Regions from separate parts of the Homo sapiens genome. Here all the other regions are linked to region 1. A link is a loop called in an ENCODE intact Hi-C map of the cell type or tissue named here. Cell type or tissue: Caco-2. All regions are shown on one strand.

What was found. Peaks named below come from ENCODE experiments on the same cell type or tissue, not always from the same donor. Only the 100,000 strongest peaks of a DNase experiment are listed, where the experiment ranks them.
Region 2: it touches region 1 in a loop (4-fold over the local background); 16 of 110 quality-filtered maps call a loop at or near these places.
Region 3: it touches region 1 in a loop (12-fold over the local background); 4 of 110 quality-filtered maps call a loop at or near these places.

What each region holds. Positions count from the first base shown.
Region 1 is chrX:77,891,290-77,899,289 of GRCh38, forward strand. It overlaps MAGT1 (magnesium transporter 1), which reads right to left and starts at 4,146. Exons shown (of 10, transcript NM_001367916.1): 1 at 4,020-4,146. The coding sequence starts at 4,121. RefSeq lists an enhancer at 3,893-4,142. In Caco-2, no CTCF peak of the experiment used is centred here; a DNase peak (open chromatin) is centred at 4,272; H3K4me3 peaks cover 2,948 bases.
Region 2 is chrX:78,020,649-78,028,648 of GRCh38, forward strand. ATP7A (ATPase copper transporting alpha) reads left to right here. Exons shown (of 23, transcript NM_000052.7): 14 at 297-431. Among named protein-coding and RNA genes, the nearest start is that of PGAM4, 55 kb to the left of the region's middle. In Caco-2, a CTCF peak has its summit at 4,262 (motif pointing left); a DNase peak (open chromatin) is centred at 3,893.
Region 3 is chrX:76,142,600-76,150,599 of GRCh38, forward strand. No RefSeq gene overlaps it. Among named protein-coding and RNA genes, the nearest start is that of PBDC1, 26 kb to the right of the region's middle. RefSeq lists enhancers at 2,705-3,524, 5,848-6,382. In Caco-2, no CTCF peak of the experiment used is centred here; no DNase peak of the experiment used is centred here; H3K4me3 peaks cover 1,963 bases.

The sequences.
Region 1 (8,000 bases):
CCCTCTTGCTTACTGTCAGTTCCCTCATCTATCTATCTATCTATCTATCTATCTATCTATCTATCTATCTGGGGTGGGTAGAGATGAGTCTGGCTATGTTGTTCAGGCTGGGCTCAAACTCTTGGCCTCAAGGGATCCTCCCATCACCTCAAGGGATCCTCCCACCTCAGCCTCCCAAAGTTCTGGGATTATAGGCATGAGCCACCATGCCTGGCCAGTCCCCTCATCTTTAAAGTCCCCTTATCTTTCGAAGGGGTTAATACTTACTCTGCAATGTTAATGTGTGTATTATAGATAATGAGTGTAAACTATAGTGCCTGGCATGTAGAATGCATTCGATAAATATCAGAGAATAAATGGCTGGGCTCAGTGGCTCACGCCTGTAATTCTGTCACTTTAGGAGGTCAAAGCAGGAGGATTGCTGGAGGCCAGGAGTTTGAAACCAGCCTGGTCAACATAGTGAGACCCGGTCTCCACAAAACATTTTTAAAAATTTAAAAAGAAAAATAAGTCCACGTTCCAATGAAAACATTGTTAAAGGTATAAATAATAAGCAGGGTAGCATTCCATTTAGCAATAGACAACTATGAGGAACTTGAGTGATTTTTAATCATATTTATTTAGGGGAGGTATCTTTTAAAAAGAATATACATATATGCACACTTTTTTTTTTTTTGAGACAGAGTCTCGCTCTCTTGTTCAAGCGATTCTCATGCCTCAGACTCCTGAGTAGCTGGGACTACAGGCATGTGCCACCCTGGCTGGCTAATTTTTTTTGTATTTTTAGTAGAGACGGGGTTTCCCCAAGTTGGCCAGCCTGGTCTTGAACTCCTGACCTCAAGTGATCCACCCGCCTCGGCCTCCCAAAGTGCTGGGATTACAGGCGTGAGCCACTGCACCCAGCAAAAAATAGATTTTAAGATCAGACATTACCCTATTATTTAAAGTCAAATTTATTATAGTAGATAGACCTGGAATTTTTTTAAATAATGTTTTCAAAAATTGACAAAAAAATGTTCTGCAACAGAACACCCATATTTTGAAACTGTGTCTAAGGAGTATCATAGTAGTCTTTTTAAAGACAGCCTAAACCATTCTCAGAGAGGGAAGGAGGAAAAACTAAATCATCTTTAGCAGCCTATATAAATTCCATGCTTACTGATGAGAAAATCCAATTTTATGTTGTGAAATCTAAGAAAACCTACAACTGAAAGAACAGATTCCCGGCTGAACACAGTGGCTCATGCCTGTAATCCCAGCACTTTGGGAGGCCAAGGTGGGTAGATCACTTGAGTCCAGGAGTTCAAGGCCAGCCTGGACAACACAGCAAAACCCCATTTCTACAAAAAATATAAAAATTAACTAGGCATGGTGGCACATGCCTGTAGTCCCAGCTGGGAAGTCTTAGGTGGGAGGATCACCTGAGCCCAGTGAGGTCATAAGGCTGTACTGAGCTATGATCATGCCACTACACTCCAGCCTTGGCAACAGAGTGAGACCCTGTCTGAAAAAAAATTTTTTTAAATATATATATACATTTATAAAAAGAAAGAACAGATTCCTGATTTTATATAAGTACACAGTTAATCTGATGTTTGTTGAGGACATTTTGACAGAAAATGCTGGATGTGAGGTAAAGAAAAATTAAGAAGTTTTTGCATTCAAGATGCTTACAGTGTTAGGGCAAAGACTGGCATATAAACAAGGACAATACAGGTCAGGCATGGAGGCTCGCTCCTGTAATCTCAGCACTTTGGGAGGCCAAGGTGGGAGGATCACTTGACCCCAGGAAGTAGAGGCTGCAGTGAGTCATGATAGTGCCATTGCACAGCATGCAGCCTGTGTAAGAGGCCCTGTCTCCAAATAAATACATACATACCTACAATGACTATATGCTGTGCTGAATTCATCTCAGTTCACCTGGAGGCACCAAGAAAACTTTAGCCGAGGAAGAAAGAAGATACTGTTTGAGCTAAGACTTGAAGAGTAGGAATCTTCAGGTGAATGAAAGGGTGGGGTAAGAGAAAAGGAAGATATTCTCGCATAAGTCTTGTACATGCATGAAAAGGGTGAATGTACTTCCAAGAGAGTACAGAAAGATCAAGGAAGGCATGTAATTTATTGCCTTAACATAAAATTCACCATATTGACCATTTTAAAGTATACAATTCAGTGCTGATTCCTTTAAAAAAAAAACAAAACCTATTTTCAGCTAGGCTGTTGTGCTTCCAGTTCAGTGAGAGAGTCAATGAATAAATATAATTTCACTGGTAGAAATGCTAAGTTTTAAAAAGCCTTCACTTTTTAATTAAAAAGAATAAGTGGACTAGGCACAGTGGCTCACACCTGTAATCCCAACACTTTGGGAGGCCAAGGCGGAAGCAACACTTGAGCCCAGGAGTTTGAGACTAGCCTGTCAACACAGAGAGACTCCGTTTCTACAAAAAGATAAAAAAGTAGCCAGGGATATTGTGGCACATGCCGGTAGTCCTAGATATTCGGGAGGTGGAGGTGGAGGTGAGAGGATCACTAGAGCCCAGGAAGTCGAGGCTGCAGTGAGCCATGATCCCACCACTGAACTCCAGCCTGGGCAACAGAGCGAGACCCGGTCTCAAAAAAAAAAAAAAGTGGTCATCGTGGAAATTCAGGTAATACCAGCAATACCAGCATGTAAAGTAAAACGTGAAAACGTTCCCCTCATCGATAATCCCAACTGCCTAGAGATAGCCACTGTTAAGGTATTGTCATGTATCCTTACAGAGATTTCTCTATACATACACATATACTTATATATAGGGGATGCTGTTGTTTTTAACATAAAAAATTTCTAAGACATAAAATTATGCATTGCTCTGCATCTTCTTTTCCACATAACCATAGCTTAGGATCCTCCCAAAGAAGGACATCAATTTCTAGTTTCAGTGTCTGAGCCTGCTCACTTCACGATACTTTTGACAATTGTATATTTTTATTGTACTCTTTGCCAATCTAATAAGCAACTCATTAAGTTTAACTTCCTAGCTTAGTTTTTCTTCTTATGGAATAGTTCAAATACTTAGAAACATAGAGAAGATAGCTTTCTTTCTTAATTCAGCTCAAGTAGACAAGTATCTGAAGTGCTTAACTGGTATTTTTAGAGTATGTGCACAGTTTTTCTCTATTAGAGGAAGCACAGAATGTACAGGAAATAGAGTTAGAATGACTGACGTAGGGTTTGAGTCCTCGTTCATTTTCTAAATTTAAGACTCTTTTTCTCATCTATAAAATTAGAGGGTATAAGTAATTGCTAGTAGTCTTAAAGTCCTAAGAGTATAGGACTCCAAATCACAAACGTTTGAAAACGCATTGTTAAAATTCCTCTACCTGGATTGCTTAATGGTGAGAATACTGTATCTCCTCCACTTCCTAAAGCCTATGAGTTCCACAAGATCTTAGTTTTGTTCATTTATGTATATCAAGTGCCTAGAACATTGCCTAGCATGCTTACATTTGTGGAATGATTGAAAATGGTTAGGAGCTTTCAATCTGGTAAATTGCCTTGAAACAATTATTTGGACAAAGTAATAAATCTGGCATAATTTCACTCTTTGGTCTAACTCTCACACTCCTGAAATGAAAATGCTAGAAAATAGAGAACTCTTACACATCATTCAGGGAGTTACATCGGCCAGCAGTATAGAGTCTCAGATATCCTACTCCTGGGATCTAAAGTCGAACTCCCCACCCCCAACACCTGACGGGGCCCACACTCAAAAGTGTCAAAACTCATAGCTATGCACATTCACAAGACTGTAGAAGTCGGGCTGTCACCTACGCTACTCCACTCTCAGATTCTACATCCCCAGAAGACAAAGAGTTACAGTTCCTTCTCTCACGAATTCCACAACTCCGAAAACCGCGTAATTGAAGCCACCAAAGGCATAGAAGCGGCAGGGAAAGGGGGCTGGGAAGAGGCGAACAGACCCTCTTAAGCCCCAGTCATTGGGAAAAGCCCATGCTGCTGGAAACCGCGTTCTCACCTCCTTCTTTCTTTGGGCAGAGGCTGAGGGAACGTCGCAAACGATGAGCAGCGCCACCACCATGGTCACAGAGACACACCAAAACCGCCAACGCGCTGCCATGTTCGCTCCTCTCCCTTCTATAAGTGAAACTTTGCTCCGGCTAGGTCTGAGGGTGGGGCGTGAGAACAGGCAAATCGGCCCCTTGCCTTTCCTCATTGGTCCAGCTCAGCCCTGCCGGGAGACCCCTCACATTACGTCACAGCGCGCTGGCGCTACACGCCCGCTAAAAGAAGGTTGATTTCTAATTGGCCCCGGTCGGCCAATAGAAAAAAGATAATCTGGAGCGTTTTCATTGGTCCGCTAAAGATAATGACCCGCCCCTTTCTCGATACGTAAACATCTAGCGCGCTGACGCTTTCCAAGCACGCATGCGCAGTTGTGAAATATTGCGGAGTTTTCGGAGTCCAAAATGGCTTGAAGTTGCTAGAACAGAATCTTTCAAAGACTCATTTAGAAGTCCTTGAAATTCGCCGCCTTCATGTAATATTCTAGAAAAATGGGACCTAGCCGCGTGAGGGATAAGAGCTATTTAGTCCGTTATCCTGCCTCCAAAGTACTTCAAAGTGAAAAAATAAAAGTAGGAAAGCAAAAATATACCTAATACCACTGAGGGAAATTTTTAAAGGTAAATATGAACAAGAGCTTGTTGAATACCTATTGTGTCCTAGAAACTGCCAGGAGCGCTGAAAAAAGAGGACATCAAAGATTATTTTTTAAAGTTTTTGTTTATTTATGGCTTTTTTTGAGATGGAATTTCGCTCTTGTAGCCCAGGCTGGCGTGCAGTGGCGCCATCTCGGCTCACTGCAACCTACGCCTCCCGGGTTCAAGCGATTCTCCTGCCTCAGCCTCCCGAGTAGCTGGGATTACAGGCGCCCGCCATCACGCCTGGCTAATTTTTTGTATTTTAGTAGAGACGGGGTTTCGCCATGTTGGGCAGGCTGGTCTCGAACTCCTGACCTCAGGTGATCCGCCCGCCTCGGCCTCCCAAAGTTCTGGGATTACAGGCGTGAGCCACCAAGCCCGGCCGGCTTTTTTTGTTTGTTTTTTCAGTTAAACTCCTTGACTTAATATTTAAAGCACCAACAAGGACTTTAATTGCAGGTTATAGACAGCAAATTCCTTCTTTTTATTCATTATTTTGTTTGGGGGATGGGTACAAAAGTAAGGTTGTAAAGAAGGAAAACACCAACAAGATAAAATCAATCTGCCTACAATTTGGATTTATTTTGATGGTGTGGAAAATATTATATGACTATTATTTTAGGCGCTACTGGATAAAAAAACCAGGAAATTAATTTCAGTATGTTGGAGAGACAAGGAGATGGGATGGAAAGAAAAATAGCTGGTTCCGAAGTGAAGAGATGTGAAATACAGATGTGAAAAAAAGTTAAATCATTTATGGAAACTTATATTAAGAAAATGCAGGCCGGGTGCGATGGCTCATGCCTGTAATCTCAGCACTTTGGGAAGTCGAAGTGGGTGGATCACCTGAGGTCAGGAGTTCAAGACCAGCCTGACCAACATGGCAAAACCCCCGTCTCTACTAAAAATTTAAAAATTAGCCCGGTGTGGTGGCGCAGGCCTGTAATCCCAGCTACATGGGAGTCTGAGGCAGAAGAATCGCTTCAACCCTGGAGGCGGAGTTTGCAGTGAGCTGAAATCGTGTTATCACACTCCAGCCTGGGCAACAAGAGCGAAACTCAATCTCAAAAAAAAAAAAAAAGGAAAGAAAAAAGAAAAAATGCAAAATAAAAGTACACTGAGACATACTGTATGATTCAATCTATATATGACATTCTGGAAAAGGCAAACTCATTGGTACAGAGAACAGATTAGTGGCTGCCAGGGGCTAGGGGTAGGGAAAAGGGTTGATCACAAAGAGGTCAAACAAGGGTGTTTTTATGATGCTAGAGCTATTCTGTCCTTAATTGTGGTGGTGGTGACACAATTGTATGCATTTGTCAAAACGCATAGAACTGTACACCAAAAAGTGAATTTTACTATGTGTATGTTTTAAAAATAAAAATTTTAAAGTTTAAAAGGGATATCTTACCTATCATATTGGCAAAAATCCAAAAGCTTGACACTACATGCTATTAGCAAGGCTGTGGGGAGTCAGGCACCCTTTATATTAATACGTTGCTGGTGGGAAGGCAAAACGTTACAACATCTATAATTTGGCAATATCTAAAAAAACTACACATATATTTATCCTTTAATCCAGCAATCCCACTTCTAGTAACCTACCTTGGAGAGAGACATCCAGCAATATGAAAATATGTGTGCACAAAGTTATTCATTTCAGCATTATTGAAATTGAAATATTCTTGAAACTACCTAAATATTCCAACATAGGAGATTGACTGAATATACTATAGCACATATACACCACAGATTTTGCAGCTGTAAAAAAGGAATGAGGAAGACTTATGTAAAATGATAATGGATTTTTATGCTACATTTGTATAAAATAGAGAAATAAGAAAACATACAGGTATTTGCCTATTTTTGCAAAAGGAAACACACAAGATAAACCAGAAAGTAATGAAATCGGTTACCTATAGGAATTGGTGGAAATGGAATGCAACAGTTAGGGGAGGGAATGACACTTCTCTAAGTACACTAGTCTGTTTAGTTTTGACTTTTGGAATAATGTTAATATTTTCAATAGTCAAAATGTATAATCAAAGCATTTAGTTTTACACGATGAAAAAGTCTTAGAGATGAATAATGGTGATAGTTGCACAACAATGTGAATGCCATTAATGCCACTGAACTGTATGTATTTTATTTTTTTTGTTTTGGGACAGGTCTCAGGCTAGAGTGCAGTGGTGCGATCTTGGCTCACTGTAACCTCCGCCTCCCCGGTTCAAGCAAGTCTCATGCCTCAGCCTCCCGAGTAGCTGGGATTAGAAGCATGTGCCACCATGCCCAGCTAATTTTTTGTATATTAGTAGAGACGGGGTTTTGCCGTGTTGCCATTTCTTTTCTTTCTTTTTTTTCTTTTCTTTTCTTTTCTTTTTTTTTTTTGAGACGGAGTCTTGCTCTGTCACCAGGCTGGAGTGCAGTGGTGGTATCTTGGCTCACTGCAACCTCCGACTCCCTGGTTCAAGCGATTCTGCCGCCTCAGTCTACAGAGTAGCTGGGATTACAGGCACATGCCACCACGCCCAGCTAATTGTTGGTATTTTTAGTAGAGATGGGGTTTCACCATGTTGGCCAGGATGGTCTCGATCTCCTGACCTCGTGATCCGCCCACCTCGGCCTCCCAAAGTGCTGGGATTACAGGCGTGAGCCACCGCGCCAGGCCTAACAGCTTTCTTTTCTTTCTTTCTTTTTGAGACGTAGTCTCGCTCTGTCGCCCAGGCTGGAGTCCAGTGGCACGTTCTCGGCTCACTGCAACCTCCGCCTCCCGGGTTCAAGTGATTATTCTGCCTCAGCCTCCTGAGTAGCTGGGATGACAGGCGCGCGCCACCACGCCGGCTAATTTTTGTATTTTTAGTAGAGACGGGGTTTCACCATCTTGGCCAGGCTGGTCTCGAACTCCGACCTCGTGATCCGCCCACCTTGGCCTCTCAAAGTGCTGGGATTACAGGCGTGAGCCACCGCGCCCGGCCAATAGCTTTCCAAAGTTATTTTATCACGTATTTATCTACATATTACAGAAGTTTTTACTGTTCTTGCAACTTTTCTCTAAACTTGACGTTATTTGAAAACTAAAAGCTAAGCCAATTAGTATAGTAGTAATAGCAGACAAAAAAAATGAGAGAAGTAAAGGAAGTTTTGGGGGAACAGAAAGAAGAAAGAGCTAGTGTGGAGATACTAAACCGAAGCTTGTGGAACTTGAACGCCATTTTGAAGCTAGTTCCTTAGACGATTCGGTCGAAGATCTGTCTCTCGGCTGCCCTCTATAGAGCTCTAAACCTGGCTTCAAGGAG
Region 2 (8,000 bases), 130 kb after region 1:
ACTGTGTGTGGGCACATGCCACCACACCCAGCTAATTAAAAAAATTTTTTTTTATAGAAACAGGGTCTCCCTAAGTTGCCCAGGATGGTCTCGAACTCCTGGACTCAAGCTATCATCCTGCCTTAGTCTCTCAAAGTGTTGGGATTACAGGTGTGAGCCACCACACCTGGCCATTAACATGAAGTTTGTTAAAATATTTCTATTTGTGCTAACTACTAAATATACTCTGCATTCAGTATCAGAAAAGACTTTGATATGCTTCTTCTTCTTATTATTGTTGTTATTTTTAATTCTAGGCTCCTATCCAGCAGTTTGCAGACAAACTCAGTGGCTATTTTGTTCCTTTTATTGTTTTTGTTTCCATTGCCACCCTCTTGGTATGGATTGTAATTGGATTTCTGAATTTTGAAATTGTGGAAACCTACTTTCCTGTAAGTGACTTGTAATAACTCGTTACTATATGCAGAACAATTTGTGAGTCTTTTGCATTAGTAATTCATTGGAAATAACTTTAATAATTACCAGGATCTTTAAAGGTTTGGAGTGGGAGAGTGATAAGAATAATATTTGCATTTTTATAAATATAAAAAATTTCCTTTTGGAAAAAAAATTTTATTATGACTGGTGATTTTCCAAAAGCAAATACCAAACTTTTACATGTTATGCTTAGTCTCATTTCTGACATGGTTTTGCTTTCACAGAGGACTATAGATATATTGAGGAAAACCTCAGGATTTCAGCTCTGTCATTTACTGTCAATATGATCTTAGACTACTTAATTGCTCTCTGAGCTTCAGTTTCCTCAACTATAAAGTGAGGTTTTAATAATACCCATTTTGTGTAACTTAAGGTTGTTGTGAAGGTTAAATAATATATTAGAAATAATTTGTAACTTATTAAATGCTTTACAAATATAAGATATTATTAGTGTCTACTCATCTAGTTCTCTGATGCTGTCTATGGTGTTGTAAAGTGGTAAAGCAGAACTGGACTGTGCCTCAAATTAGATATATAAACTTTAAGTCATGTAAGTTTTACTATCCTCAGTTCTCTTATCTGTAAAATAGGGAAAATAGTACCTAAGATACAGGATTGGAATTAGTATAGGTGAAAGCATCTAACATATTGACAGATGCAGGTGACAGCCAAGGGTCCCCCTGCGAAACCCCTGAAGGTTGAAAACTTTCAAGCCTAAAACATCCTGAAGGTTGAAAAACCGGACTGCTGGTCCCAGATGAAGCCTGCCCTACTCCCCTACCCCCGACTGATTCTTTCTAAATAATGTCCACCTACGCACTGGGAGGATGGGGTGGGGCCCCTGGAAGTTCACCCCGTTTGTATAGGGAAGGAGTCTGGACTGACCTGTTCCTGGGTGGTACCTGGGGTTCAGTCGGTGAGGTGGAGAGCCTGTTAACAGGACTCAATCTCATTTTGTTGAGTTGTTTTTCCTTTTTCCTTTTTGGCCAATAAATTCCTTTCCCCTCGCCCTTCAAAGTGTCTGCAGACCTAATCTTTTCCTGGTCGTGTGACAAGAATCTGTTCTTTTTCTATAACAACATGTATACATATGTGAAGTTTATGGAAGCATAAGCCTAGAAATCTATGAAAGCCCCTTCCAGCTGTGTTTCTATATAGATCTATAATTCTTGGATGAATATTTAAGTATTTGAGAACTTAACCTAACACTGTAAAACTGTTACTGATAAGAGCTGCAGTGAGCCATGATGGCACTAATGTACTCCAGCCTGGGCAACAGAGCGAGACTCCTACTCAAAGTAAATAAAGTCTTACTTTGTTGTATTTATTTATTTTATTTTTTATTCAGGAGGTACATGTGCATGTTTGTTTGTTTGTTTGTTTATTTATTTATTTATTTATTTATTTATTGCGACAGAGTCTTGCTCTGTTGCCCAGGCTGGAGTGCAGTGGCACGATCTCGGCTCACTGCAACTTCCACCTCCCAGGTTCAAGTGATTCTCATGCCTCAGCCTCCTGAGTAGCGGGGATTACAGGCTTATGTCACCATGCCCGGCTAATTTTTGTATTTTTAGTAGAGATGGGGTTTCGCCATGTTGGTCAGGCTGGTCTCAAATTCCTGACCTCAGGTGATCCACCTGCCTCGGCCTCCCAAAGTGCTGGGATAACAGGCATGAGCCACTGTGCCCGGCCCGTGGATATATTGTTTATTACATGGGTATATTGGGTGATGCTGGGGTTTAGGCTTATAGTGACCCCATCTCCCAAACAGTGAACATAGTACTCAATAAGTAGTTTTTCATCCCTTGCCCCCCTCCCTTCTTCTCACCTTTTGGAGGCCCCACTGCTCATTGATTTCATCTTTATGTCCATGTGTAGCCATTGTTTAGCTCCTGCTTATAAGTGAGAACATGTAGTATTTGATTTTCTGTCCCTACGTTAACTCACTTAGGATAATGGCCTCCAGCTTCACCTATGCTACTCAAAGGACATGATTTCTTTTTTTATGGCTGCATAGTATTCCATGGTGTATATGTACTACATTTCCTTTATCCAGTCCACCATTGATGGGCACCTGGGTGACTCCATGTCTTTGCTATTGTGAAGAGTGCTGTGATAAACACACACATGCAGTTGTCTTTTGATAAAACAATTTAAAATAAATATAAGAAAATCCTTTGGGTAGATATCCAGTAGTGGGATTGCTGGGTTAAATGGTAGTTATATTTTAAGTTCTTGGAGAAATCTCCAGACTGTTTTCCGTAGAGGTTGAACTGATTTACATTCCCACCAACAGTATATAAGTGTTCCCTTTTCTCTGCATCGTTGCCAACATCTGTTATTTTTTGATTTTTTTAATTATAGCCATTCTGACTGGTGTGAAGGGGTATTTCATTGTGGTTTTAAGTTGCATTTCCCTGATGATTAGTGATGTTGAGTATTTTTTCATGTGTTTTTTTTTATCACTTGTATGTCTTCTTTTGAGAGGTGTCTATTTATGCCCTTTGCCCACTTTTAAATAGGGTTGTTTTATCCTTGTTGATTTAAGTTTCATATAGAGTCTAGATATTAGTCCTTTGTTGGATGCATACTTTGCAAATATTTTCTCCCATTCTGTAGGTTCTGTGTTTATTCTGTTGATTGTTTCTTTTGTTGTGCAGAAGCTCTTTCGTTTAATTAAATCTCCTTTATTAATTTTTGGTTTTGTTGCAATTGTTTTTGAGGTCTTAGTCATAAATTCTTTCCCTAGGATAATGTCTAGAAGAGTTTTTCCCAGGTTTTCTTGGGGTTTTTATAGTTTGAGGTTTTACATCTAAGTCTTCAATCTATCCTGAGTTAATTTTTTTATATGGTGAGAGATATGAGTCCAGTTTCATTCTTCTGCATATGGCTAGCTAGTTTTCCCAGCACCATATATTGAATAGGGTGTCCTTTCCCCATTGTTTGTTTTTGTCAACTTTGTTGAAGACCAGTTGGTTGTAGGTGTGGGCTTTATTTCTGGGTTCTCTATTTTGTTCAGTTGATCTACGTGTCTATTTTTGTATCAATACCACGCTGTTTTGATTACTATAGTCTTTTAGTATAATTTGAAGTCGGGTAATGTGATGCCTCTAGTTTTATTCTTTTTGCTTAGGATTGCTTCGGCTATTTAGGTTCTTTTTCCATATGAAATTTAGGATTGCTTTTTAAATTCTGTGACAGAGAACATTAGTAGTTTTATAGGAATTGTGTTGAATCTATAGATTGCTTTGGACAGTATGGTAGATAGGATTAGGGTTAGACATGGAGAGAAGATCATCTCCTGCCACACCCTTCCCCCACACCTACAGTGCTGCGGATGCAGCAGTGCTATTTCCCACCAGGGGCCAGCTAGCGCACACTTGGACAAAGCATATTTCATGCTTTTCATGGTGGCTCCACCCCTACTGCAAGTGAGTCACGTGCCGCTTGGGTTTTTTCCAAGGGCGAGGCTCAACTCCCTCTCCCGACAGAGTGGCACTGTCCCAGCAAGGAGGGACAGACAAATCACTGAGTTGCCTGCTTTGGTCTGGGGGAAAAGACTAACCCAAACCCATTTTAGTGGTAGCTATCAGAGGGGCATACTCATGGGAACCAAAGGACAAAGTCCTTATGAAATGAAGGTCAGGAGCCCTATAACAAGGGCACAAAAGAGAAGCTGATCATGTTCTTGCTGGCACAGGATCAGGAGTGCGAGTGCACCCTAATATAATCTCTTCCCACCACCCCTGCATCAGGGCAGGTGCTTCTACCTGGCACCAACCTACCTGCTGTCTCTTACTCTTGAGTGCCATCTACTGGTGTGTATCCTGAACTGCATCATAAAATTTAAAATCTGCTAACAGAAGGGCTTAGTTCTAGCCCTTAAGATAAGTCCACAGGGACCTCTGCACCCTAAACCCTATAGGAGATTGTTAGCTCTAATGGCTAATACCTCACTACAAAAAGCAGCATCTGAGAAAGCTATGGCATAGAAGCTATCCACAACCAAGTAATCTGTACAGCACCTTGGACCCCTGAAAGCACCAAAAACAAAGCTAAATGATCACACACAACATGCACCACAGTAAAGCACCCAAGGGAAAAAAAAGAAGGAAAGAAAACGTCCCTTGGAAATGATAGCAAATTCAAAAACAGGAAGCAAAAGTTCCCTTGGATGGGAAAGAATCAGTGCAAGAACTCTAGCAGTACAAAAAGTGTTTTCACACCGCCAAACGATTGTAATAGCTCTCTAGCAACGGATCCTAAGCAGACAGATAAGTAATTTAAAATATGGATTGCAAGGAAACCTCAATGAGATCCAAATGAAAGTTGGAATCCAATGTAAAGAAACCAGAAAAACGATTCAGGATATGCAAGACGAGGTAGCCATATTAAGAAAAAAAACAAATGGAACTGCTGGAACTGAAAAATTCAGTAAAGAAATTTCAAATCCAGAGAACTCCTGCAAGACACTATACAAGATGACCATCCTCAGGGCACACAGGCATTAGAATATCCAAAGTCAATGCAAAAGAAAAATATCTTAAAGGCAGCTACAGAAAAGGGCCAAATTACCTACAGAGCAAAACCCATCAGGCTAACAGCAGACTTCTCAGTGGAAATGTTACAAGCTGGAAGTGATTGAGAGCCTATTTTTAGTTTCCCTAAAGAAAAAAAAAACTGGCAACCAGGAATTTCATATCCTGCCAAATTAAGCTTCATACATGAAGTAGAAACAAAGTCTTCCTCAGACAAGCAAACAGTAAGGAAATTCATCACCACCAGACCAGAGCTATAAGAAATGTTCAGAGAAGTTCTGAACATGGAAACAAAAGAATGATACTTGCTACCACAAAAACATATATAAATACAAAGCTCACAGACCCTATAAAGCAATTACACAATTGAGACTACAAAGAAACTAGCAAACACTACCATAAGGAACAAAAACTCATATATCAATATTAAACTTGAATGTAAATGGCCTAAATACTCCACTTAAAAGACATAGAGTGGCAAATTGGAATAAAAAAACAAGATCCATCCTTTTGCTGTCATCAAGAGACCCATCTCAAAGGTAATAACTCATAGGTTGAAGGTGAAGGGATGGAGAAAGATCTATCATGCAAATGGAAAACAAAGAGCAGGGGTTGCTATTCTTGTATTACATAAAACAGAGTTTAAATCAACAATAGTTTTAAAAAAAGGCAAAGAAGGGCACTACAAAATGATAAAGATCTCAATTCAACAAGAAGATTTAACTATCTTAAATACATATGCACCCAACATTGGAGCATCCAGATTTATAAAACAAATACTGCTAGACCTACAAAAAGAGGTAGACTGCCATACAATAATAGTGGAGGACTTCAGTACCCCACTGACAGCACTAGAGAGATCATCAAGGACAAAAATTAGCAAAGAAACTCTGCACTTAAATTGGATTCTCAACCAAATGGCCCTAATAGATATCTACGGAATACTCCACTCAATAACCACAGAGTATATATTCTTCTCATATGAACATGGTACATTCCCTAACATTGATCATCGGCTTGATCATAAAGCAAGTCTCAATAAATTAAAAAACAACTAGATCAGATCAAGCGTCTTCCTAGACTCCAGTGGAATAAAATTAGAAATCAATACCAAGAGGAACTCTAAAAGCCACACAAGTACAGGGAGACTAAACAACCAACTCCTGAATAACTTTTGGGTAAACAATGAAGTTAATGCATTTCGGCCGGGCGCGGTGGCTCATGCCTGTAATCCCAGCACTTTGGGAGGCCGAGGCGGGTGGATCCCCTGAGGTTGGGAGTTCAAGACCAGCCTGGCCAACATGGTGAAACCCTATCTCTACTAAAAAATACAAAAATTAGCCAGGCATGGTGGCACGCACCTGTAATCCCAGCTACTTGCGAGACTGAGGGAAGAGAATTGCTCGAACCCAGGAGGTGTAGGTTTCACTGAGCCTAGATCACGCCATTGAACTGCCGCCTGGGCAACAAGAACAAAACTCCGTCTCAAAAAAAAAAAAAAAATCTCTGTTCCTGATGACATGATTCTATACCTAGAAAACCATAAAGATTTCTCCAAAAGACTCCCAGACCAGATAAACTACTTCAGTAAAGTTTCAGGGTATAAAATCAACATGCAAAAATTATTAGCATTTCTATACACCAGCAACGTCCAACTCGAGAACTAAATCAAGAACTCAATCCCATTTACAATAATCACACACAAAACATACCTAGGAATACATTTAACCAAGGAGGTGAAAGATCTCTACAGAGAGAAGCATAAAACACTGATGAAAGAAACTGAAGAAGACACAAACAAATGGAAAAACATTCCATGCCCATGGATTGGAAGCATTAATATTAAAACTACCATACTGTCCAAAGCAATCTATAGATTCAACACAATTCCTATAAAACTAATGTCCTCTGTCACAGAATTAAAAAAGCAATCCTAAAATTCATATGGAAAAAGAACCTAAATAGCCAAAGCCATCCTAAGCAAAAAGAATAAAACTAGAGGCATCACATTACCTGACTTCAAATTATACTGCAAGGCTATAGTAATCAAAAGCATGGTATTGATACAAAAATAGACATGTAGATCAATTGAACAAAATAGAGAACCCAGAAATAAAACCACACACCTACAACCAACTGATCTTCAACAAAGTTGACCAAAACAAGCAATGGGGAAAGGACACCCTATTCAATATATGATATTATTATATGGGATTACAGACATGAGCCACTGTGTCCAGCCCACTACTGTAATATTAAAAAGTTTCTTTAAGTGATTCATGTCTGTTTAGTACACACTGAACAAAAGGATTGTTGGGAAGTTTTTTTGGTATTTATTTATTTATTTATTTATTTATTTATTTATTTATTTATTTTTGAGACAGGGTCTCGCTCTGTTGCCCAGGCAGGAATGCAGTGGTGCAATCATGGCTCACTGCAGCCTCAAACTTCTGGGCTTAAGCGATTCTCTTACCTTAGCCTCCCGAGTAGCTGCAACTGCAGGCATGCACCACCATCCCTGGCTAATTTTTTTTTTTTTTTTGAGACCGAGTTTCGCTCTTGTCACCCAGGCTGGAGTGCAATGGCATGATCTCGGCTCACTGCAACCTCTGCCTTCCAGGTTCAAGCAATTCTTGTGCCTCAGCCTCCCAAGTAGCTGGGATTACAGGCATGTGCCACCATGCCCAGCTAATTTTTGCATTTTTAATAGAGACGGGGTTTCACCATGTTGGCCAGGCAGGTCTCGGACTCCTGACCTCAGGTGATCCACCTGCCTTGGCCTCCCAAAGTGCTGGGATTACAGGCGTGAGCCACTGTGCCCGGCCATACCTGGCTAATTTTTCACAAATTTTTTTTGTAGAGATGAGGTCTTACCATGTTGCCCAGGGTGGTCTCAAACTCCTGGCCTCAAATGATCCTCCTGCCTTAGCCTCCAAAAGTACTGGGATTACAGATGTGAGCCCGTGCACAGACCAGCAAGTAGCT
Region 3 (8,000 bases), 1.7 Mb before region 1:
TGAGATCGAATCTGACAAACTGCTCAGAAGGGGCACCTATGCTTTTCCCTGAGATGAATGTCTCCCATCGTCAGATGTCAGATTCTGGATCTATTTTGACAAGAGAGCTCAAAGGATTTCTTCACAGATGGAAATGAGGGGTGAGTAAAACAGTGGCGTGAAGGATCACCCTCAAGTCTATAGCATGAACAATTGGAAGGATAAGAGTGGCCTTAACTGTGAGGGGTGGGGCGAGGGGGGACGCTGCAGTGGGAGGAGGTTTCTAGGGGAAGATGGGAGAGTTCGATTTTTGACTTGTTAATTTGGGTTGACTCTCAGGCAATTTTCTCAGCGAATTAGAAAGGAAGGTCAGAGGCTGAATGTGAGGAGTCGGGAGGCAGTGTTGGAGGCTTGCAGAGAGAAAATAAGTTGTGAAATAGAAGGGTGAACGGAGACGAAGGCTTGAGAGAAATGAGTAGTTGGAAGATTTGGACTACAAACCTGGCAGAAAGATGTTTTGGTTTAAATGGATAGGGACCCTGGGTGTTTCCAGATCAGACAATGTTCATTCTTTATGATCCAGCCAGAAAACTGTGGCTTTTGCTAGCCTTTCCCACCTCTGAACACAGGTTTCCCCTTGCTGGTGAGGGTGGCGTGGAGAGATCCGAGTGAGGAAATAAGTTGTCAGTGTTTACGCTTATTTCTTCAGTCATGCTGAAGAGGCGGATAGGCCTAATACATAATAGGATAGAACACAATCCACCCGGACTTCCGCCTTATGCACAACTGCACTTTCAGTTTTGCTCAGAGAGATAGAGCTCACACAATTAGGTAATTGGGCCCAAATCTGAAAGTGAGAAACAGGCCAGAAAGGACACTCAGAGGATGAAAAGGGAAACCAGTAAGCCCCACTGTTTTATACACCGTTGTCATCATGGTTTTAACTTCATGCTGAGACATAGAATTCCTTAAACTATCACAGCCCTGGTCACTTGTGCCAATTCTACAAGGCCTCCAAAACCGCATAGGAGATACTGCACCGTGGGCCCATTCCAAACACTTATTCAGAATTAAAATTCCACTGGCTTTCCATTGATAGCACTAGAGGTCTGTCTGTGACACGCTGCTCCATTACAGCAAAGCAAAGCCCCATAATGACCTAATCCAGAAGGATAAGATCCCAGGACCCATAGAACAAGGAGGCCAGAGGGAAGGCAGGCCACAAAGAAGAAGGAAACCAGACTTCCCCATCCCTCTGGGCTCCTGGGGGGGTCAGTGGAAAAAGGCCTTTAACCTAAGTGCTCAAGGCCCTAACCTAACAGCTTTTGTTTTTCACGCTGGAGCGCTGGCACTTCCTGACCCCGCTTAGTCCTTCTATTAGAATTTTGTACTCTGATGCTAGTTTTCAGAGTATAGGAGCAACTGCAGGGAATGAAGCAGCAGACCTATCAATATTTTGTGGTGATCTAAGTCTCTGTTAATAAGCCTGAGACAAGGCAAAACCAGGAAGAAGCCTTGACCCTTATCAAGGTCATCAAAGCCATACAGGACCCTTCCTAATGTCTTCAACTGTCATTTTTGAAAGAAGCCGAGTCTGACCACCAAGTATAAATGGGTATAACATCCACCGCATTTCTTTGTCATATTGTTACAGGAAAGGGGTCTTGATCCAGACCCCAAGAGAGGGTTCTTGGATCTCGCGCAAGAAATAATTCAGGGCGAGTTCACAGTGCAAAGCAAAAGCAAGTTTATTGAGAAAGCACAGTGGTGAAAGGGCAGCTACTCCATAGACAGAGTAGGACGTTCCCAAAAGTAAGAGGAGGAATGCGTCCACCCTAGGTACAATGCTTGTTATATGAGGAGATGTGCTCTGCTACAAGGGTTTGTGATAGAGGATTAATTTTCTTAATTACTATGTTTTGCAAGAATCAGTGTTGTTATCTTTAAGGCAAAATTAGGAATGCCTTTCTTCTCCAGATATCGGAATATCTGGACACTCCCAAGTCTGGGTCTGTTTAGTAAACGTTATTAATTTGTTCCCTTAACCGTAAACATCTAGAGGCTGGGAATACCTAACTTTCTGGGAATGCAGCCCAGCAAGCCTCAGCTTCATTTTCCTAGCCCTCACTCGGAATGGAGTCGCTCTGGTTCAAACGCCTCTGACAATATCACCCCGTTTTATTTTCTATCACTTACCACTATCTGAAATTAAGTAGATAATTTGTTTACTCTCTGTCCCCACCCACTAGAATGAGAACGCGGCCCTTGCATCCTTACGTGTGTCTGGCATATAAGGGGTGCTCAATGATTATTTGTTTCATGGATGAACAGATTTATGGATGGCTGGGTGGATGACGATCTTAGAAGGGGTTCCAGGGCTAGCTGGCTTTCTGTTTCTCCCACTCAAGCACCCAAGCCCTGACCCACAAAGTAAAGGAACAGGCGAAACTTCTCGCCAAATAGCTTCAAGGCAGAAACTACGCAGCTGGCTTGGGAATTCCGTACAACGCGAACGCGCATGCACAGGCAGGACTGAGCGTGTCCATCTTCGCATTACTCCCGGAGATGACTCTCGGAAACGGTCCGAGGACTAACGTCTTTCTCTTCCTCGCCCTCATTCCTCCCAGTAACGTCCGCTACAAAAGAAACCGTGCACAAAATAAACTCGGGCGGCGGGTAGAAAGGAGACAGCCGAATTCCCTACACCCATGATCAACACGCCCACACCTCCCATCAGGCACGGCGCTCCCGCCTCCCCGAAGAGGCGGTGGAACGTGGTGGTGGGGGGGGTGCTGGGGGAGGGCTGGCGGGGGGAGGGCCGGGGGAAGGAGCGGGGCGGGAACGTCCTTCTGCTACTGCTATGGCTTCCGGGGCAGCACTTCGGCAGACCGCCCGCCTCCCAGTTGCAAATCGACTTCCGGGGCACCCCCACCGGCTGCCCGGTGGGTTCTCTGCTCGAACTTCTGGCGCTTTTCCCTTCCCGTTTATCTTGTTCAGGTCCCTCAGTGGACTGCTCCAGATCTAAAGAGCAGAAATTGGGCCGCAAAGAGAACGTCCTCCCAGACTTTCTCCGTCGCGGTGAAATTATGCCCGTTTGGTGGCAGTATGTATTCACAGATGCGTGCAGCTCTGCTCTTACCCCGCCCTTCGCGTTTAGAAAAAAAGCGCCGTTCCTCAGAGTCAAAACAAAGTTTCTTTCCGCTGTAGAGGCACAGCTTTTAGGGTGGCCTACTAACTCCCGCTTTTTCTTTTCTGAAATCTCTGTGCCAATCTGATGGACAGAAGAGCGACAAAAAATATTTTTAACGTGAGATTCTTTGTTGACTAGCCTGCTTGTAAACTTTCTGACATATGCCTTTTTTTTTTTTTTTTTTTCCATAGGGCTGTGAACCCCTGATATCTGAGAGGTGTCTCAGTCAATTTAGAAAGTTTATTTTGCCAACGTTAAGGACGCGCCCATGACAGCCTGAGGAGGTCCTGACGACACGTGCCCAAGGTGGTCAGGGCACAGCCTGCTTCCATACATTTTAGGGAGACATGAAACATCAATATGTAAGATGTATACTGGTTCGGTCTCTAAAGGTGGGACAACTTGAATTGGTGAGGTGACTAGGAAGGTCATAGGTAGATAAAGACACACTGGTTGCATTCGAGTTTCTGATTAGCTTTCCATATTTTTTAAATTGAAAAATACCCAGTTAATGTCATAACTTATCTTACTATAACTTCAGAATCTAAATTATAACAAGTTTTGTCTAAAAGCATTTATCTCATTACATTTACCTACTTTTTCTAATAGTTTACCTAGATTATTTATGAAACTGCGATAGTCATTTTATTTCCTTTTCAACCATTTTATAGCCTGTGAATTTCAGGTGTTTACCTAAGTAAAAGCCTTAAGATTAAATATATGGTTATTTTACTGAATAATTGGATATTTAGCGATTTTCATTAATCCAATATTAATTTTTTTATCAAAAATTATACAAGCAAAAATTCTGTTTTTGCCGGATTTATAGTTTTGTAACCCGCATGCCAAATTTTTTTTTTAATTATTAAAGGTTCAGGGTACATGTGCACAATGTGCAGGTTAGTTACATATGTGTATACATGTGCCATGCTGGTGTGCTGCACCCATTAACTCGTCATTTAGCATTAGGTATATCTCCTAATGCTGTCCCTCCCCCCTCCCCCCTTCCCCCACCCCACAACAGTCCCCAGAGTGTGATGTTCCCCTTCCTGTGTCCATGTGTTCTCATTGTTCAATTCCCATCTATGAGTGAGAACATGCGGTGTTTGGTTTTTTGTCCTTGCGATAGTTTACTGAGAATGATGATTTCCAATTTCATCCATGTCCCTACAAAGGACATGAACTCATCATTTTTTATGGTTGCATGGTATTCCATGGTGTATATGTGCCACATTTTGATAAGTATGAAATTGCTTGATTAATAAATGCAAAAATGTATGCTGGCAATTTTTAAGAAATTTCTGTTATTAGTTTACCAATAATTTTTAAGCAAGCATATGACAGATTTTACTTAAGTCATATAAAGATGAAAAGCATTTGGGCTAATTAATTTATGAGTACTTGTTAAGCCAGTGTGGTACCTTGTGGCCCAAAACACAACAAAATACGTGTACATACATATAAACACACACATACACACTTACACAGCTGTTCCCGGTCCAAACTGAGGGTCAGCCTACTTATTCCTGCTACCCGGTAATGAGATGCAGATGAACTGGGAAAGAAGAGAGTTTATATAAGCTCAGAAAACTTTGTAATTTTTACTTGGTCTGCCAATATTTTCGAGGCCTTCTCCCTGTGGAGAGACTGTCGTCAGACCAACTCAAAATTACAAAGTTTTCCAAAGCTTATATACCTTTTAAGCTATATGTTTACATATAACTTTGCATTCATCTAAAGACATAAGTTATTAACTTCTTTTAATCTACAACTAAGTTCTCAGTTTTGAAGACCTTCCTCTGGAGCCTCAGTAAATTTACTTAATCTAGATGGGTCCAGGTGCTTGGGGTGATTACCCTTATCTTGTCTGCTGTAAATCCATAGAGGTTTTAGAAGTTCCTTTAGACCACCAGTAAAACTTGTTTGTGGAGGTCTGGGGAGTTTCTTCAGACCTCCAATAAAAACTTGTTTAATCCCAAAGGGGTCCTGTTAAGAATTCCTTTATCTTGTCATGCTTCAAGGCCCAGGAGGACATAGGCAAAATTCTTGGTGGGCTTTTGTTAAATCCCAGCCTTTGTATAAGGGCACTGGCTCTTTCAGCTTTTAATATTTAACCAGTCAGTGCTGAAACAGTTGTTAAGGAGGCCTCCCTGTTCAGCTGTGAGACCTGCCCTGCCACACAACCAAAAATCCTATAGCTTTTACTTCAGAACTCTAGTCATGAGATATTAATACAAACTCATTGGTTTACAAAAACAATAACAAAATGAAATGGATGGATGCAAATGGTGGATTTTATCTCAGTAGAAATGTAACAGCAGACTTAATGCAGGCAAAAAAGAAAGCAGAGCCATACACAGAGAACTTAGGAACTTTATACTCACAGGTGGACCTTTGCGATCTGAATTTTCCTTGCCGTAATTGTGCAGAAAAGGACCACAGTATGTCAATTTTACACAAACATTCGCAAGAAGAGGCGCCATAAAACCAACAGAGTGCCTGAAAGGAGGTCATTCCTGTTTTTCCTCTTTCTTAGATTTATTTTTTGAAGGAAGGAACTTAGCTGTGGCCTAAGGTTTCAGTGGAGTGGGTCCAAGTATCCGGGTTGTGGGCAGGACTCCACAGTGTGTCACCACAGAGTAATTTCCACCTTATGTGTCTCATTTTCTCTCTCTGGAGGTCTAGCACCTATGGGAGGGTCAAAGCAAAGTGATCAGCTCTAATAGGCATTTCCTGGATGAGCTTTTTAAAACTATTTTGTTGTAGGTTCCCTGTAGGGCTGCTGGTTGTCACGGGGGTCAACACCCCCAGACACTCCCACTGGGCTCCAAGTCACCCAGGGGTGCCTTTCTGCTGGGAAGAGCAAAATGCCCTTTCCCTTTGGAGGTCAGGAAACAGTCTCTCATGTATCTATGAAAACAACAGTACAGCTCTTCACGCAGATGCACACACAAAACAACAAGATTAATTTGGGGAGGAAAAGCAATGGAGAAGACACTGTAGAATGCATCTCCAAATTAGAATTCGGATCCTAAACAATAACTTCCTAAGAGGGGAAAAAAGAGAGGGGCAGCTATGACCATTTCCTGTAAACTGTCTTCAGCCACTTGTAATTTTGTAGCTCTCATCTACCATTACACACGCCAAGGTCAAATCCTCTCACAGCACAAGATCCTTCCCCGACCGAACCACTTTACATCTTACATAAAATGATTGATGTTTCATGTCTCACTAAAATGTATGGAAGCAGGCTGTGCCCTGACCACCTTGGGCACGTGTCGTCAGGACCTCCTGAGGCTGTCATGGGCGGGTCCTTAACGTTGGCAAAATAAACTTTCTAAATTGACTGAGACACCTCTCAGATATCAGGGGTTCACAGCCCTATGGAAAAAAAAAAAAAAAAAAAGGCATATGTCAGAAAGTTTACAAGCAGGCTAGTCAACAAAGAATCTCACGTTAAAAATATTTTTTGTCGCTCTTCTGTCCATCAGATTGGCACAGAGATTTCAGAAAAGAAAAAGCGGGAGTTAGTAGGCCACCCTAAAAGCTGTGCCTCTACAGCGGAAAGAAACTTTGTTTTGACTCTGAGGAACGGCGCTTTTTTTCTAAACGCGAAGGGCGGGGTAAGAGCAGAGCTGCACGCATCTGTGAATACATACTGCCACCAAACGGGCATAATTTCACCGCGACGGAGAAAGTCTGGGAGGACGTTCTCTTTGCGGCCCAATTTCTGCTCTTTAGATCTGGAGCAGTCCACTGAGGGACCTGAACAAGATAAACGGGAAGGGAAAAGCGCCAGAAGTTCGAGCAGAGAACCCACCGGGCAGCCGGTGGGGGTGCCCCGGAAGTCGATTTGCAACTGGGAGGCGGGCGGTCTGCCGAAGTGCTGCCCCGGAAGCCATAGCAGTAGCAGAAGGACGTTCCCGCCCCGCTCCTTCCCCCGGCCCTCCCCCCGCCAGCCCTCCCCCAGCACCCCCCCCACCACCACGTTCCACCGCCTCTTCGGGGAGGCGGGAGCGCCGTGCCTGATGGGAGGTGTGGGCGTGTTGATCATGGGTGTAGGGAATTCGGCTGTCTCCTTTCTACCCGCCGCCCGAGTTTATTTTGTGCACGGTTTCTTTTGTAGCGGACGTTACTGGGAGGAATGAGGGCGAGGAAGAGAAAGACGTTAGTCCTCGGACCGTTTCCGAGAGTCATCTCCGGGAGTAATGCGAAGATGGACACGCTCAGTCCTGCCTGTGCATGCGCGTTCGCGTTGTACGGAATTCCCAAGCCAGCTGCGTAGTTTCTGCCTTGAAGCTATTTGGCGAGAAGTTTCGCCTGTTCCTTTACTTTGTGGGTCAGGGCTTGGGTGCTTGAGTGGGAGAAACAGAAAGCCAGCTAGCCCTGGAACCCCTTCTAAGATCGTCATCCACCCAGCCATCCATAAATCTGTTCATCCATGAAACAAATAATCATTGAGCACCCCTTATATGCCAGACACACGTAAGGATGCAAGGGCCGCGTTCTCATTCTAGTGGGTGGGGACAGAGAGTAAACAAATTATCTACTTAATTTCAGATAGTGGTAAGTGATAGAAAATAAAACGGGGTGATATTGTCAGAGGCGTTTGAACCAGAGCGACTCCATTCCGAGTGAGGGCTAGGAAAATGAAGCTGAGGCTTGCTGGGCTGCATTCCCAGAAAGTTAGGTATTCCCAGCCTCTAGATGTTTACGGTTAAGGGAACAAATTAATAACGTTTACTAAACAGACCCAGACTTGGGAGTGTCCAGATATTCCGATATCTGGAGAAGAAAGGCATTCCTAATTTTGCCTTAAAGATAACAACAC